Linked DNA regions of Homo sapiens: all the other regions are linked to region 1. A link is a contact called in ENCODE Hi-C or POLR2A ChIA-PET data. All regions are on one chromosome and are shown on one strand. The core of a region is the stretch at or near the end of the contact, and the rest is flanking DNA. Distances in the headings are between cores, read along the strand shown.

Region 1 (4,884 bases), core at 1,290-3,789:
AGTAAACCTTCACACCTTATACAATTAACTCAAATGGATCACAGATCTAAATGGAACACTTTTATAAAACAATTTTTAGAAGGAGAAAATCTTGACCTGTTAGGCAGAGTTTTTAGACATGACACCAGATGACCCATAAAAGGAAAAACTGATACTGGACTTCACCAAAATTAAAAACATTGCTGTCTGAAAGACACTGTTAGAATGAAGAGAAAGACAGACTGGAAGAAAATACCTGAAAAACACGTATCTAACATATAATTTGTATCCAAAACATATAAAGAGCCTTCAAAACTCAACATAAGAAAACAGCCCAATTTAAAAATGGGCAAGAGACTTTGCCAGATACCTCACCAACGACTCCATGTGGCAAATGAACACATGAAAACATGTACATCTTTAGCCATTAGTTAAAGGCACATTAAAACCACAAGGAGATACCACTACACACCTATTAGAATGGCTAAATTTAAAAAAACTGACACTATCAAATGCTGGGAGTATGTGGAGCAACTAGAACTCTCACATGTTGCTTGTGGGAATGCAAAATGACACAGATACTCCAGAAAACAGTTTAACAGTTTTTTAAAAGTTAAACATACATTTACCATATGACCCTGCAATCCACTCCTAGCAATACCCTAGAGAAATGAAAACATGTCCATGCAAAAACCTGTACATGGTATTTATAGCAGATTGATTCATAATCACAGAAAACTGAAAACAACCTCAATGTCCTTCCATGGGCAGATGTTGAAACAGACTGTGGCATATCCACATAATAAAATAGTACTCAGCAATAAAAAAAGAAATTATCCATACATGAAACAACTTGGAGAAATCTTAAAGGCATTATGCTGAGTGAAAAAAAGCTAACATCGAAAGATTACTAACTGTTATGATTTCATTTCTAGAAAAGATTAGTAATTGCCAGGGGTAAGGAGTATGATATAATGGGATCACATTAGGTTTTTTTTCTGTGGCGGGGGAGCGATAGATTTGTTCTACATCCTTACTGTAGTGGTGGTTACATGAGTCTAAAATTCGCAGAACTGTACATCGAAAAAAAATCAATTTTACCATACACTTTTTAAAATAATAAATTAATTTCCTTAAAATAAATTTAAAGAAAAAAGCCAAATTAAATTTTAACAGGCAGTCGGACTCTTGCTTTTCAGAAACTATAGACTTAAAGCACTAGATCAAAACAATTACGTTCCTAGAAATAAGCATACTTCTGAGTACAATTAAAAACCTCGACAATAATACTTTATATAAATACCCTTTCCCCAAAACTTTTAACATTTTGCTAATGCGGTCTAATAAATTAGAGAAGCAAAGGGTGAGTTAACTCACTAATCAAAAGGTTGTTTTCTCATAACAGCCTTTATTTAAGTAGAAGTACAGGTTATATTTGTAAAAATACTGAAAAACTTCTTAGGGTCAATGAAATTACCTAGATGTTAGGAGATACATAAAAACCTAGAGAAGTTAACAGCCCTTTTCAGACCCTACTGCCACTTCACTAGCTCCTGATAATGAAGTTCTTACTCTCACACGCTCTCAGGTTCTTACTCCTGGGAACTGCCGATGGCTCCTCGGATCTCCGAGTAAAGTTAATTCTGTAGCAACCAGTGTCAATGGAACAGCACAATTTGGCTCATTCATATTCCAGCACTCTATGAACAAGAAACTAGGGAAGGGTGGGGTCGCGGGTAAAGAGTGGTCGCACTGCAGGGAGGAGTCTAAATGCCAGGGTGGAGCTGAGGACTCTCTTCGCCATCAAACCTAACCTGAGCACTTCACGCCCTTACTGGTGTCTGGCCCAGCCCGGGTCGCCCCTTCCCCAGTCGGGACTTGGGGCAGGCAAAAAGCCGAACGTTCGGCCAGACTGGGGACGCAGCGCCGCCCTCGCTCCACCCCTCTTTCCCGCCCACCAGGCAATTCCAGGTACCCACCGCTGGGAGCTGGGAGGGGGCGCCGGGCTGGCGCTGCCGCCCACCTTCTCTAGCTGGAACTTGGGATCGGTGCTCAGGGAGGGGAGAGCCGGCGCTCGGCGGTCCGAACCGGGGGATGGGGGAGCCGGGCCGGGAGGCCCCTGCCCTCGATACCCCTGCCCACTCCGGAGAGTAAGGCACAACCCGGGACCCCGGGGAGAAGCTGAGTCTTCCCCAGTGGAGCCGGACGAACCCCCAGCCCCTGGAGAGGGCGAGTGAGTGCAGCGCCGCTGCACCGCAGCGCGAGCCGCTACTCACCGTCCCCCACCGGCCGCGGACCCGCCGCCCGGCGCCACCGGCTCCTCCTGGTCGCGGCGCAACCGCTGCCGCCGCTGTCTCCTCCCGACGCGCCAGCTCTCCCTGCGGGGCCGAGCGGCTAGTTCGCACCCTCTTTCGCTCTCTTAAGAATGATTATGATTTTTAAACGAACTTTATTAGTAGCCAGGGCTCAGATTGAGTGGCTCAGCAGCAGCTCCGCCGGGGGTGGTGGGGCGCGGGAGTCTCGACTCCCCTCATCTGTGGACCCGCCGCGCTGCGGAGCATGCGCCGTGCTTCGTCTGCGCATGCTCTGTGCGGACCCGCGGCCCTGCCCCGCCCCTGTTCTGGCGGGTGGCTGGCGGCGGCTCAGCTTTCCAGGCGCCTCCAAGGGAGCCCGGGAGGGCAGTGGGGAGATCAGAGACGAGCAGGATCTCCTAGATCGTGAACTCTAGAAAAGAGAAATCGGCCAATGACGGTCCGCATGAGTTTCGCCTACAGAGTTATCACACTTCCAGTGTCCTCAAAGGGCTTGCCCCGCTTCGGACACCTACCTTATTTTCTTGACCAGATGACATCTTAAGTGGCCAAGTGAGCAAAAAAATGTCGAGCAAAGTCGAAAACGCACTCACACAGCCTGCAGGACAAAATAGAAGCCTGAGATGGTTAATTATTCAGAGAAGCGAACCAAAAACGAAAAGGTTCCGCAAAAGCAATCTCAACTTTGCTTCAGTTGTTTTTATATTTCAAAATAAAATAGAATAGAAAAAAAAGATGGAAAATACCAAGTGTTGGCCAGGATGTAGAGTAACTGCATTCTTCTACTTTGCTGCTGGAATGTAAACTGGAACAACTCCTTTGAAAAACAGTTTGGGACTGTCTGCAAAAGGTGCATACCCTATGGCCCCGCAGTTCCACGCCTGCATATAGAGCAAAGAGAAACGAATACTTAGGGTGCACGGACAGGCAGGTATCAGAATGTTCGTAGCTGCATTTATTGTAATAATTCCTTAATGAGAATAACCCAAAAGACCATCAACAATAGAATAAATTAATGAAATTACACAGAGTTCATATAATGAAACACTATACAGCAACGCAAAAAAGCATCTGCAATTACAGGCAATAACGTGAATCAACTGGGGAAACCTAATGCCCAGCATAAAAAGACAACAAAAGTACACATGGCATAAGTCCATTTCTATAAACTACAAAAACAGAAGAACTAAGAGGCTCAAAGTTAGCATAATGGTTACCTTGGTGGGCAGGGGATAGTGACTGGAAGGAGTTAGCGACTAGAAGAGGGGCTTCCAGTTAGCAACTGGAAGAGGGGCTTCCTTCTAGTGAGGTTCTCTCCGTTGATTTTGGCGCTAGTTATAAATGCGTGTCCATTTGTGAAAATTCAAGCTGTACTCTTATGCACATTTTTCTGTATGTGAATTATAATTCACACTTAATAATTTTAAAAATTAGTGGAGATTATTTTACCTATAATAGCAATAGTATTTGTAAGAAATTTAATATCAAGTAGCTAACAGATTTATCTCTAGGATTTGGTTGGCAGTATCTCTTAAACTTGAGTAACGTACTGATGCCCTTTCTGAGAAAAGAAAAAAAACAATTAAAAAGTTGGCAAATGACTTGAATAGACATTTCTCCAAAGAAGGTATACAAATGGCCGATGAGCACATGAAAAGAGACTCAAGGTCACTAATCATGAGGGAAATGCAACTCAAAACCATGAGATACAACTTCACACTCATTAAAATGATGATTATAAACAAAGCAGAACAGAAAATAAATATGAGTGTTGGCAAGGATGTGGAAAAATTATAACCTTTGTGTGCTGCTGGTGGGAATGTAAAATGGTACGGCCACTATGGAAAATTGTATGGTTCATCAGAACATTAAAAATAGAATTATCGTATGATTAAATAATTCCACTTCTGAGTATATATTCAAAAGAATTGAAAACAGGGACTCAAAAAAAAATTTGTACAACCATGTTTATAGCAGCATTATTCACAATAGCCAAAGGGTGGAAGCAACCCAAATGTCCATCAATGGATGAATGGATGAACAAAATGTAGTATATACATGCAATAAAATATTATTCAGCCTTAAAAAAGGAGGGACCCAGGTGTGGCGAGGTATCCCTGTAATCCCAGCTACTTAGGAGGCTGAGATGGGAGGATCACTTGAATCCAGGAGTTCAAGACCAGCCTGGGCAAATCCTGTCTCAAAAATAAAAGAGAGAGAGGGAAATTCTGACACATGTTATAGCATGGATGAAGCTTGAAGACATTATGCCTAGTCGCAAAAGGACAAATGCTGTATGATTCAACTTATATAAGGTACATAGAGTAGTCAAATTCATAGAGACAGTTGGGGGGTGGGAAGTGGTTGTGGGAAAGGAAGGGCAGGTGGGAATGGGGAGTTACTGTTTTATGTCTACAGTTCTAGCTTTGCAAGATGAAGAAAGTCTGGAGATAGATGGTGGTGATGGTTGCACAACGATGTGAATAAACTTGATGCTCTTGAACTTTATACTTAAAAATGGCTAAAAATGGTAAATTTTATGTTTTATGTATATCTTGCCAAATTTCTTTTTAATGGGAAAAAAAAAAAAGAA
Region 2 (4,884 bases), core at 1,185-3,684, 110 kb before region 1:
TGACTGCAACCGCCACCTCCCGGGTTCAAGCAATTCTGTCTCAGCCTCCCGAGTAGCTGGGATTACAGGCATGTGTCACCATGACCTGCTAATTTTGTATTTTTAGTAGAGACGGGGTCTCTCCATGTTGGTCAGGCTGGTCTCAAACTCCTGACCTCAAGTGATCCGCCCGCCTTGGCCTCCCAAAGTGCTGGGATTATAGGCGTGAGCCACCGCGCCTGGCTGTGAAATTTTTTTTTTTTTTTTTTTTATGTGAGGCATATTTTGCCACAGTCTCGCACTGTTTAGGTTCTCTTGTCTTTTGGAATCTATCATTCTGTATTTAATGTTAGTGGCTAGTCCAATAATTGATTGTCTCATCTGTATGCATCTTATGCATGTGATTCAATAGACTAGATCGATTCTGTGTGGTTTATCATAGTAGATACACAAACCAGTCTTTATTTTTTACTTAAGAAAATATATAAGTGGAAGTTATCAGTAAACTGGTGATTATTGTATTGAATGCAAATCTTTTTATTATTTTTCCAGATATATTGAGTTTTATAAACCATTAAAATATTATTTTATGAAATTTCCCTTCCTGGATGAACAGAATATTGTTTTATTAAATCTTCTCTTATTAGTGGAATATTTTTTACTTCTTTGTCTTTTCATTTACTTGTTTTTTGTTATAATGAAAACTTTACTAGTGTTTGGTACCATTGAGATAACTTATTACTGGAAATTTTGTTTGCTTCCTGTGGGATATATCTGGAAGTGGTCATAGTCCAACCATGTCCTTTTGATGTTGTTAGCATATCAGTTATTCTATGTATTGATCTTTTCTTCTCCTGTATTCAACACCTCTTTCTGAAAGGATGTCTGATCTTCCCATAATCGCTTTGATGTAGATGATATTTTTATTCTATCAGTGTATACTAGACAGGATTTTGATGTGGCTTTGTATTTGTATATTTAAATACCATGTCTTTAAAGCATTATTAGAAGAGATATTCTAGTTTCTTCTAATGTCCCTTTTAAAAAAAATATAGCCAGTCCAATATCTCAAACTACTTTGATTTTTGAACTTAAATCAACTTTTAGTGCTACCTTGTTTAATGGTAGTAGTATTTTCTCATTTCTACATGTTCACACAAGTTTATTATATATAGTTTATGGTCATATGTATCTTATAAAAATTTTGAAGCCCATCCCCATGGATTTATTATAATACAGCTCTGATATATCTTAAAGTTAACCCGTTTTCCGTAGATGTTAAGGGCTTTACTGGTTGAGGTAACCTATTTCAAATGGTCTGTTGGGTTTTGTGGTACCTTGTCAAGAATTCAATAAGAATTCTCAGGCTGTCTGTATTTTCTTTTAGGACTTTGGAGATCTCTCAAGTTGTACTGTTTTCTAGTATTCCTGAGTATATTCCTTTGGTAACGTGAAAGTAAATAGTTTATATTTGATGATTTTTTTTTTTTTTTTTTGAGACGGAGTCTTGCTCTGTCACCCAGGCTGGAGTACAGTGGTGAGATCACGGCTCACTGCAAGCTCTGCCTCCCGGGTTCACGCCATTCTCCTGCCTAAGCCTCCTGAGTAGCTGGGACTACAGGCGCCCGCCACCACACCCGGCGAATTTTTTGTATTTTTAGTAGAGATGGGGTTTCACCGTGTTAGTCCAGGTGGTCTCAATCTCCTGAACCTTGTGATCCACCTACCTTGGCCTCCCAAAGTGCTGGGATTACAGGCGTGAGCCACAGTGCCCGGCCTGTATTTGGTGATATTTTAAAAAATTCTACTTTGACCTTAAGTGCTTCAAGAATTGTGTTCAGTTAGTAGTCCTTTTGTAAGACTAACTTTCATATGCTATCTTTGCTCCATGAGCTATCATAGTACTGTTTTCTTTCATTACCCGTAAGAGTGGCTCTATCACAGCATTTACTGTTAAGGGCTACAGTTAGACCTCTTGTTAACTCTACTTTTATTTGTGATGGCTGTGTTTCACACTACCTTGATTTATAAATGTAGTAATGTGTTAAATAACTATATGTTGTGGTCCCTTAATACCTCTTTTGATTGGTGAGGTAACAGTGATGTGGATGATGAAATAAAAACGTTTCCCCAAGTCACTAAACACAGTTTTCAATTCATTTTTTTTTACATATTTAATTTACATCTAACTACTGTTAGGTATGCAGCCCGTTCCTTTTTGCCTTCAGTAGAATATAGTTATATAAGTAGTCTCATTTAGATTCTTGGGACAGAACGGCCTGTGTATTGATCTTTCTTTAATGGCTTGGAACAGCTTCTATATATTCTGACAGGTCTTGGAAGCATGTTAATATCCGTGTGTTTAATTGTCATCTTCCTGCCTGGGAAGGCAGTAGAAGAAAGAATCTACATTTGTATAGTCTGTAGTACAGGCTCTGTGCTGATTGCAAGGCACTCTTGAGAGAAATTCATTCTTATTTTGCAGAAGAAGAACTGAAACTTCATTAAGTCATTAAGCAACTTGCTCAGGTGGTGGAACTGAGCTTTAAATATGGACTTTTTCCAGTCTCAATTCAGCATTATACTAGGCTGCCTCCATGTGTTTTTCAAAGCCCCATTCAAGTTTTACTTCTATGGTAAACTAATTTTACATACACAAATCTTTTCATTTTCTGAACTTCCTTTATGGCTTTACTGTCACCCCACTAGTATTTGATGTCTTAGCTATTAACTAATTCCTGATTATTTCACTTGTCACATCAGGAACCCTATCCTCTTAGTTCTCCCATTGAGATTTCACTGCTGGACTAAGATTATTCTTGATTCGTAGTCATTGGTTTCTGTTTCCATTCATTTTCAGCACTGATTATGTTAATCGTATTGCTTGAGTTTTTTCTTTGTTCAATGTTGTTTATTACATTCATTTTGTTTCATATACACACATTTTTTTTTTTTAACTGGCATTTTGAGGATATTGGTTTAATGGAAGGAAAAAGGAATGGTGCAAAGCACATGGTATTTGAATTCCAAAGACCTTGACCCTCAGCATTAGCAAGTCACTTGTTTTCTGAGCCTCAGTTTTCTTACTCTCAAATGAGGTAATATCCGAAAGTACTTTGACAACACACTAAAGCCTGATGCAGATTTCCTTTTTGAAGTAATTGTGCTGTTTCTATTCATATTGGATATGGTATTCTATGGTATTGGCTATAGATACATACATTTTAAAATGTTATTTAACAGCATGTAAATGTTCATTTCATGCCATGTGATCATGTTCCCCTTTATGATTTTTTAAGGCTGTCTTACAAGCCTAACAGTGTACTAAGTCATTAAAAGATATATTTAAAGTAAAATAGTCTCTTTTCTCAAGTACAAGCTAAGAAATGCTCATAATAATAAAATAAGAGAATGTAGAATGAGGAGTTAGAGTGTATATGTATGTGTATACAATTTTTGATAGATGGTATTTTGTTATTTCATATCTGTGTTGAAAACAGTCTTTTAGTTTGTCAGACATCTTTTTCAGTACCTGCTATGTGCAGGCAGGTATTGAGAAAGGTCTGAGAATACTGAGGGTTAATAAGAGATGGTATATTCTCCAGAGAAATAAATACCACTAAAGTATAAGAGCAGATGTCCTTTTTGGAAGAATGCCTGTGGTGATGGAATAAGAAAAGCCATATAGAGGGGTGAGGAAAAGCTTTTCTTACCAAGTGTGTGAGCTGAGTTTTGGAGGATGATTAGGCAAGAGTTAGTTGGCCTGGTGGAGAAACAGGAGCCAGACATTCAGCTGGAGGAACAGGAGTGTGGAACAGTGTGGGTAACACAATGGGGTGTGTCTGGTTTCAGAATTATAAGAAATAGTCTTTAGGGGGAACAGAAATGAAGGAGACTAAATAGATGATGATAAATTATCTGTGAATATGTACTGGTTCCTACATATTCAAAGTGTGCTAAGTTTGTACAGCCATTACTTGTAAGGTTCTAGGAGTTGTCTCTCTAGGGGTTGGTTTGTACCATAGTCCATTATGTACATCTAGAACAATTCTTTCTTTCCCGGAACTGAGCCCAAGGTGGGCTTTCTACAGTGCACCTCTGGCTCTGGGGCAGCTCAAGCAATCAGAAAGAACTGAGGCACTGGTAGAAAACAACTCTGAGGATGAACAGGATAATGTTCCTGAAGTGGAATGTGGTATCCCTTCATGGTTAAATGGTTGCATACTTCAGGGTCACCTATGGAAAGGTGTCCTCAGGGTAGCTAAAAGTGGTTAATTTCCTTGTGTTTTGACTTACAGATCATTTCTAGGTGGACTTGGGGAAAATAAAGTTACTTATAAAAATATTGCTTCATTGGCATTTGGAGGTGTTGTATTGAAGGAGGAAGTGGGTTCCTATCACCAGAACCCTCTCTAGGTGTTTCAGATAGGAAACTGGGTTGTAGACCTTGTCCCAGTAATATCTCCAGCAGCTCCAACACATTTTGTCAACTTCGTATTCGTTTTTTAAGTTTTTTTCCTTGCTGTTGGCCACCTTTACCTTCTTTTTTTTTTTTTTCCTTCTTTTTCCCTTATTTTTTGAGACAGTCTCACTCTGGCGCCCAAGCTGGAGTACAGTGGGGTCATATCGGCTAACTGCAACCTCCACCTCCCAGGTTCAAGCGATTCTCCTGCCTCAGCCTCCCAAGTAGCTAGGATTACAGGCGCATGCCACCATTCCTGGCTAATTTTTTGTATTTTTAGTAGAGATGGGGTTTTGCCATGTTGGCCAGGCTGGTCTCGAACTCCTGACCTCAAGTGATCTGCCCACTTTGGCCTCCCGAAGTGCTGGGATTGCAGGCGTGAGCCACCGTACCAGGCCCCATTCCCACTTTTACTTTTATTTTCTCTACAGTTCATCCTTTTT
Region 3 (4,884 bases), core at 1,173-3,672, 95 kb after region 1:
TTAAAACCTAGTAGTGCTGGAATTCTTAACTAGCCACATATGGTGATCTTGAACCTCTTGAAATAGTATAGATGTGTGTGTAGGTGCATTTTTCTGAAGAGAGCTTTCATCACATTGTCCAGTGGTTCATAGACCTAATTAACATCCCTCTACTACAGAAGTTCTTAATCTTGATCTTCCAAAAGATAAAGAACTTCTGTAGTAGAGGGCTATAATTATTTAAAGAACTACACCATATGGGAGTCATGAAGAGCCTCAGGGGTTTAAATGAGGAGCAAAACAGGTGGCAACACTGAGTAGTTTCATTATAAAATCCTTGACAATTTTGCAGGAGAAAATTTCTTTGCCTCTAGTGATAAAAACATTTTTCATATTTAACAGTAGTTATTTTTTCTATGAGTTACCTCTTCTTCTTCTTGTCCTATTTTTCTGTTTGTGTCTTAGGATTTTTTTCCTAATGAGTTAACTTCTTTGTATCCTGATGGCATTAACCTTTTCGATGTTATACTTTTGGTAGACCTTTCTCTAGTTTGATGAGTGCAAAATACTTCTGTGAATTTTTTACATGCATAATTTTATACTTTTTATGGTCAAGTCTTTATATCTTTTTTCTTTGTAATTTATAATATTTAAATTTGTTTGCTATCCAGAGATAAGATATTCATGTAAATATTCTTATGGTCTGTGATGCAGGTTTTTTCAGGCAGTTTATATGCTTTCAGGTGTCTTCTTTGGACCACGTGATGTATTTGTATTACGTATTTGTATTATGTATTTAATACAGAGAGGAAGAAATGAGGTGAAGCTCTGCTGTCATATTACTGGAATTGGTGTAGTGAGATCGTTAGCACAGTGGGGCCTGGAGAGTTTCTCTGGGTTTGAACATGGCTCTGACATTTTGTGTCCTTTTGACTTCATTTAACTTCTCTGTTCTTCAGTTTCCGTATCTAGAAAATACGTTTAATATAATAACCTTTGGGAGGCCGAGGTGGGCGGATCACGAGGTCAGGAGTTCGAGACCAGCTTGCCAACATGGTGAAACCCCATCTTTACTAAAAATACAAAAATTAGCCAGGCGCCTGTAATCCCAGCTATTTGGGAGGCTGAGGCAGGAGAATCGCTTGAATCCCGGAGGCGGAGGTTGCAGTGAGCCAAGATCGCTCCACTGCACTCCAGCCTGGGCGACAGAACAAGACTCTGTCTCGGGTATTGGTGGTGGGTCGGGGGGAATAACCTATCTTATGTGGTTATGATAATAAAATGAGTTGATATGTAAACCACTTAGAACAGGTCCTGATATAAAGTCAGTGCCAGCCACAGTTTAGTCCAGGCTGGGTAGATGCTTTGAAGCTTGATATTGTTTCAATGTACTTTGCATTTCTAAAAACGTGAACATTTCAAAGCATTCATTTGATCTCCTAAGGACTACCTATACCGGAGCCTCATTCCAGCACATTTGTAAGCGAGGCACGCCTCCTAGAGGCCACGAGTGAAGTTAATTTCCAGTTCTCGAAAATCTTACAGACAGCGGAGAACTGGTGTGGTGGCTCTGACGCCCCGCTTGTGAGTCTGCAGTCGGACATCTGGAAAGTAAGCGGCACGTCCGCGTGATTTCCAGTGCTTCATCTTCTTCCACCCTACCTTCCCTCCGAGGCTGGGTTCTTCTAATTCCTGTAGATTGCAGAGCGATTCCTGCGAATGTGCCTTCTTTCATTCATTCTAGTTCATTCCACAGATAATTCAGCTGCGCGCTTCCTCTGTGCGAGGCATTGCCGGAGAGCGGGGAGCGAATTGAACGTGGAACCTGCCAGTAGGGGCTTGCCGCCCAATACGAAATTCAAAATATGTATTGTATGTAGACGGGCAAACTAACGAGGATCTTGTAACTTGTTTTCTCATCTGCCAAATGGGGGTAATACGATCTTATAGGACCTTATAGGTCGCTGAAAGATTAAACGAGCGGAAAAAAAAGAGCCCCTAATAGTGAGCTAGGTGCAAAAAAGATCCTAATGCCTTTTTTCCTCATTCCTCCCCAGATTGAAAGTGATGAGTGCCAGCCCTGAGGGTTAAAGCGCCATATTTTCCTCAATATAGGGAATATTTGTTAGTGTCCCCAGACGAAGTTACATTGGTTCAATTTTCGGCGTGTGGGAGTTTTCGCCACTAGCATTCAGCACCCCAGTTTCAACCGTTAAAGCTACCGACTCCACATACAGGAAATGCATCTTAAAATTTGGAAAAAAAATCCCCAAAACACTGACATCCAAACACTTTAAAGCTGCCAAGGTGGACGGAACACCTTGAATTCCCAGACGCGCTCCACTGAGCATGCCCAGAGCCTCAGGCCAAACCCCCTCCTACCCGCCAAGGGGAGGTGGGGCAGGGCTGGCCTTCTGTGCTAGTCACTTCCTCTTCCGGTTTCATATGAACTCTCCCGCCACCCGGGAACAGTGGCTGCCACCGTTTGTGTTTTCCCGAGTTTGAATTCTTGCAGGTAGGGGAAACTTCCGCGAATTTAGGACAGAGAGCAATCCTGTTATTAAGGCTTGCAAGTCGAGAGAAAGGAGAGATGGATCACTTTGCAGGCAGCAGTAGCAGAAGGACAGACTTGGCGGGTTGGTTGTTTGGGGCAGACACCCAGGTACCAGGGAGGAGTTGGGGAGAGATAGGTTTGCCAGTGGAGTGAGGAGGGGTGTTGGGGATGGAACTTTTGTAAGGCACTTGTGGATGCTCCCGAAAAGGAGTTCCGAAAGACAGTTGCTCTGTTTCCCAGAGTCATAACAGAGGAAGTGAGTAACTGGACCCAGTCCATCAAGTAAGACCCTCATTTAGCCAGAACCTACAGCACTTTCCTCTAAGTTCAGGATTGCAGACCACGTAAAACCTTATGTTAACTCTTGGGATCGTAAAGATCCAAGAACAGTGACACACAGGCCTATAATGAGCAGGCAACATCACCTGACTTTCATGTTGCTGAAAATTAGGATCACCACCTGCATCTGCTCTAGCGCCTCTCCCACCCCCATTACAAAATTATTATAGGTGTATTGTAGAAAATCTGGAAACGAGAGAAGGACATCACCCAGGAATTGCCACTGCTAACATTTTGTGCATGCCCTCAAATCCATTTTTTTTCTGTGTTTGTGGAATTATTTTTTCGTGTTTTTTCTTTTTTTTCCCCCAACTTTGTTTTCCATCATTTTACGCTTTTTGTGTACTTCCTTCTAAGGTGACCAAGATGGAGTTTTCTGGAAGAAAGTGGAGGAAGCTGAGGTTGGCAGGTGACCAGAGGAATGCTTCCTACCCTCATTGCCTTCAGTTTTACTTGCAGCCACCTTCTGAAAACATATCTTTAATAGAATTTGAAAACTTGGCTATTGATAGAGTTAAATGTAAGTACTATTTAAATTAGAATGTATATATTCTTGAGAAGCTCACTTACCCTTTGTGAGAATGAATGAAGGTAATTCATTTCCTTCATTCAGCAATCCATTCAACAAGTATTTATTGAGGTAATTCATATCCTTCATTCAGCAATCCATTCAACAAATATTTGTTGAGGGTTTGGTACTCATTCATTTATTTATTGTACAATGCATATTATTGAGTGCCATTATGTTCTAGGTGGCAGGGATTTTGAGATGAATAATGTTATTTTTTGTTGAAGTTTTATTCTAGTACATGGAGACAGACATCCAAAATAATAGTCATAATTCAGTATTTTAACTGCTCTAGTAGAAGTAAATGGTAGTGCTGTTGAAACAAAGAAGTGGGAGTGACTGACTTAGTCTTATTAAATGAGCTTCTTAGAGAAGTTGAAATGTGATCTGGACATACTGAAGAATGAGTAGAAATTTTCCAGCAGAGAAGAAGTGAAGAGTTTTTCCAAGCTGAGATAATGGCCTATGCAAAGGCTTGGAGCATGAAAGAGAATTTCATATTTGAGCTAACAGTAACAAGTTCAGGAATTCAGGGTGGATGGAGAAGTATGGAGGGCATTTTGTGCCATGCTAATGATATGATATTGGGGTGTAAGAAGGATGTGGCCACCGTCCTGGGGGCCTACTTAATCCTCAGTGTGTTGCTAGAGAAAAGAATGGGCTAGACATGAATTGAAACAGAAACACTAGCGTTGTCTTCAGAGTTTATGTTCCAGGATATCCCTGTGGGGAAATCAGAAGGAAAGGTGAGATACTGTTAATCATTCTTAGAGGAGCAGGGTAAGCACTGCTAATACAGAGAGGAGGCACTCAGTGCCTGTGTGTTGAATGAAAGAATGAAGACAAGGGAGAAAAGGGTTTTAGAAAGCTTAGCAGTGTCAATACTTCATAGGGATTAAGATGGTGATTGAAAAGTGTCCCTTGGGTTTGGCACTTGAGGTGAAATGATAAGGGCCTGAACTATGATAATGACAATGGCAGTGGTAGGAAGGGAGAGAGTTAAGGGATACTGAGGAGTTAGCATTGATAGGATTTGGTGACTGGATATGAGGAGTGAGGGAGCAGGTGTGGAGTGGCTGCAGTTCCTGCTTGGATGATCTGATGCATGGAAACTCTGCTGCTGGAGATGGGCATGGCAGGACGAAGAGTAGGAATGAGGGGAGGATAATTAATTTGGATACCCATACCTGTGGGACATGGGGTTTATGTTCAGGAGACAATTAGAAGTTCTTCATTCTTGACTTCAAAAATGCCTCCAGAGAATAATTCATCTGAGGAAAGATTGATATGGTGCTTTAGGAACCTTTGAACAGTATGTAGCATCTGTTCAGGATGGTTCATTTGGCTGTTTGGATGGCCTTTCTTCTTCACTGTTGTGCTCTGTCCTCGGCTTCATCAGGAAAGGAAGGGATGCTTTTTTTCTGTTGAATCTATGCCAAGTAAA

What was found. A loop is a pair of places that touch in the nucleus more often than their neighbours do. ChIA-PET counts read pairs that join two places held with the same protein, here RNA polymerase II (POLR2A). Pooled maps may share reads with other maps.
Region 2: a loop to region 1 is called in a map of heart right ventricle, with 1.9 times the contacts of the local background. The contact joins the enhancer-like site here to the promoter of RAB23 in region 1. A Hi-C loop is called at or near these places in 8 of 168 maps with a recorded cell type or tissue (CD8-positive, alpha-beta T cell, HepG2, K562 and 3 more), 6 of 37 single-sample maps with no recorded cell type and 8 of 50 pooled maps. POLR2A ChIA-PET finds 5 or more read pairs at or near these places in 8 of 52 experiments (CD8-positive, alpha-beta memory T cell, GM12878, HEK293 and 4 more).
Region 3: a loop to region 1 is called in a map of CD8-positive, alpha-beta T cell, with 13 times the contacts of the local background. The contact joins the promoter of PRIM2 here to the promoter of RAB23 in region 1. A Hi-C loop is called at or near these places in 37 of 168 maps with a recorded cell type or tissue (B cell, CD4-positive, alpha-beta T cell, CD4-positive, alpha-beta memory T cell and 28 more), 18 of 37 single-sample maps with no recorded cell type and 40 of 50 pooled maps. POLR2A ChIA-PET finds 5 or more read pairs at or near these places in 14 of 52 experiments (A549, AG04449, AG04450 and 9 more).

What each region holds. Positions count from the first base shown.
Region 1 is chr6:57,219,768-57,224,651 of GRCh38, forward strand. It overlaps RAB23 (RAB23, member RAS oncogene family), which reads right to left and starts at 2,540. Exons shown (of 7, transcript NM_016277.5): 1 at 1,959-2,540. It also overlaps a transcript of PRIM2 not described here. RefSeq lists a silencer at 1,894-2,243.
Region 2 is chr6:57,106,382-57,111,265 of GRCh38, forward strand. The region is part of intron 3 of ZNF451 (zinc finger protein 451); the gene reads left to right. Among named protein-coding and RNA genes, the nearest start is that of ZNF451, 19 kb to the left of the region's middle. Within about 2 kb of position 2,435, at least 2 of the 41 ENCODE cell types and tissues checked have a DNase peak (open chromatin) inside an H3K27ac peak, as active enhancers do; they include GM12878 and OCI-LY7, where a contact is called at or near this core.
Region 3 is chr6:57,315,208-57,320,091 of GRCh38, forward strand. PRIM2 (DNA primase subunit 2) reads left to right here and starts at 2,423. Exons shown (of 14, transcript NM_000947.5): 1 at 2,423-2,494; 2 at 3,230-3,392. The coding sequence starts at 3,239. RefSeq lists a silencer at 1,508-1,557.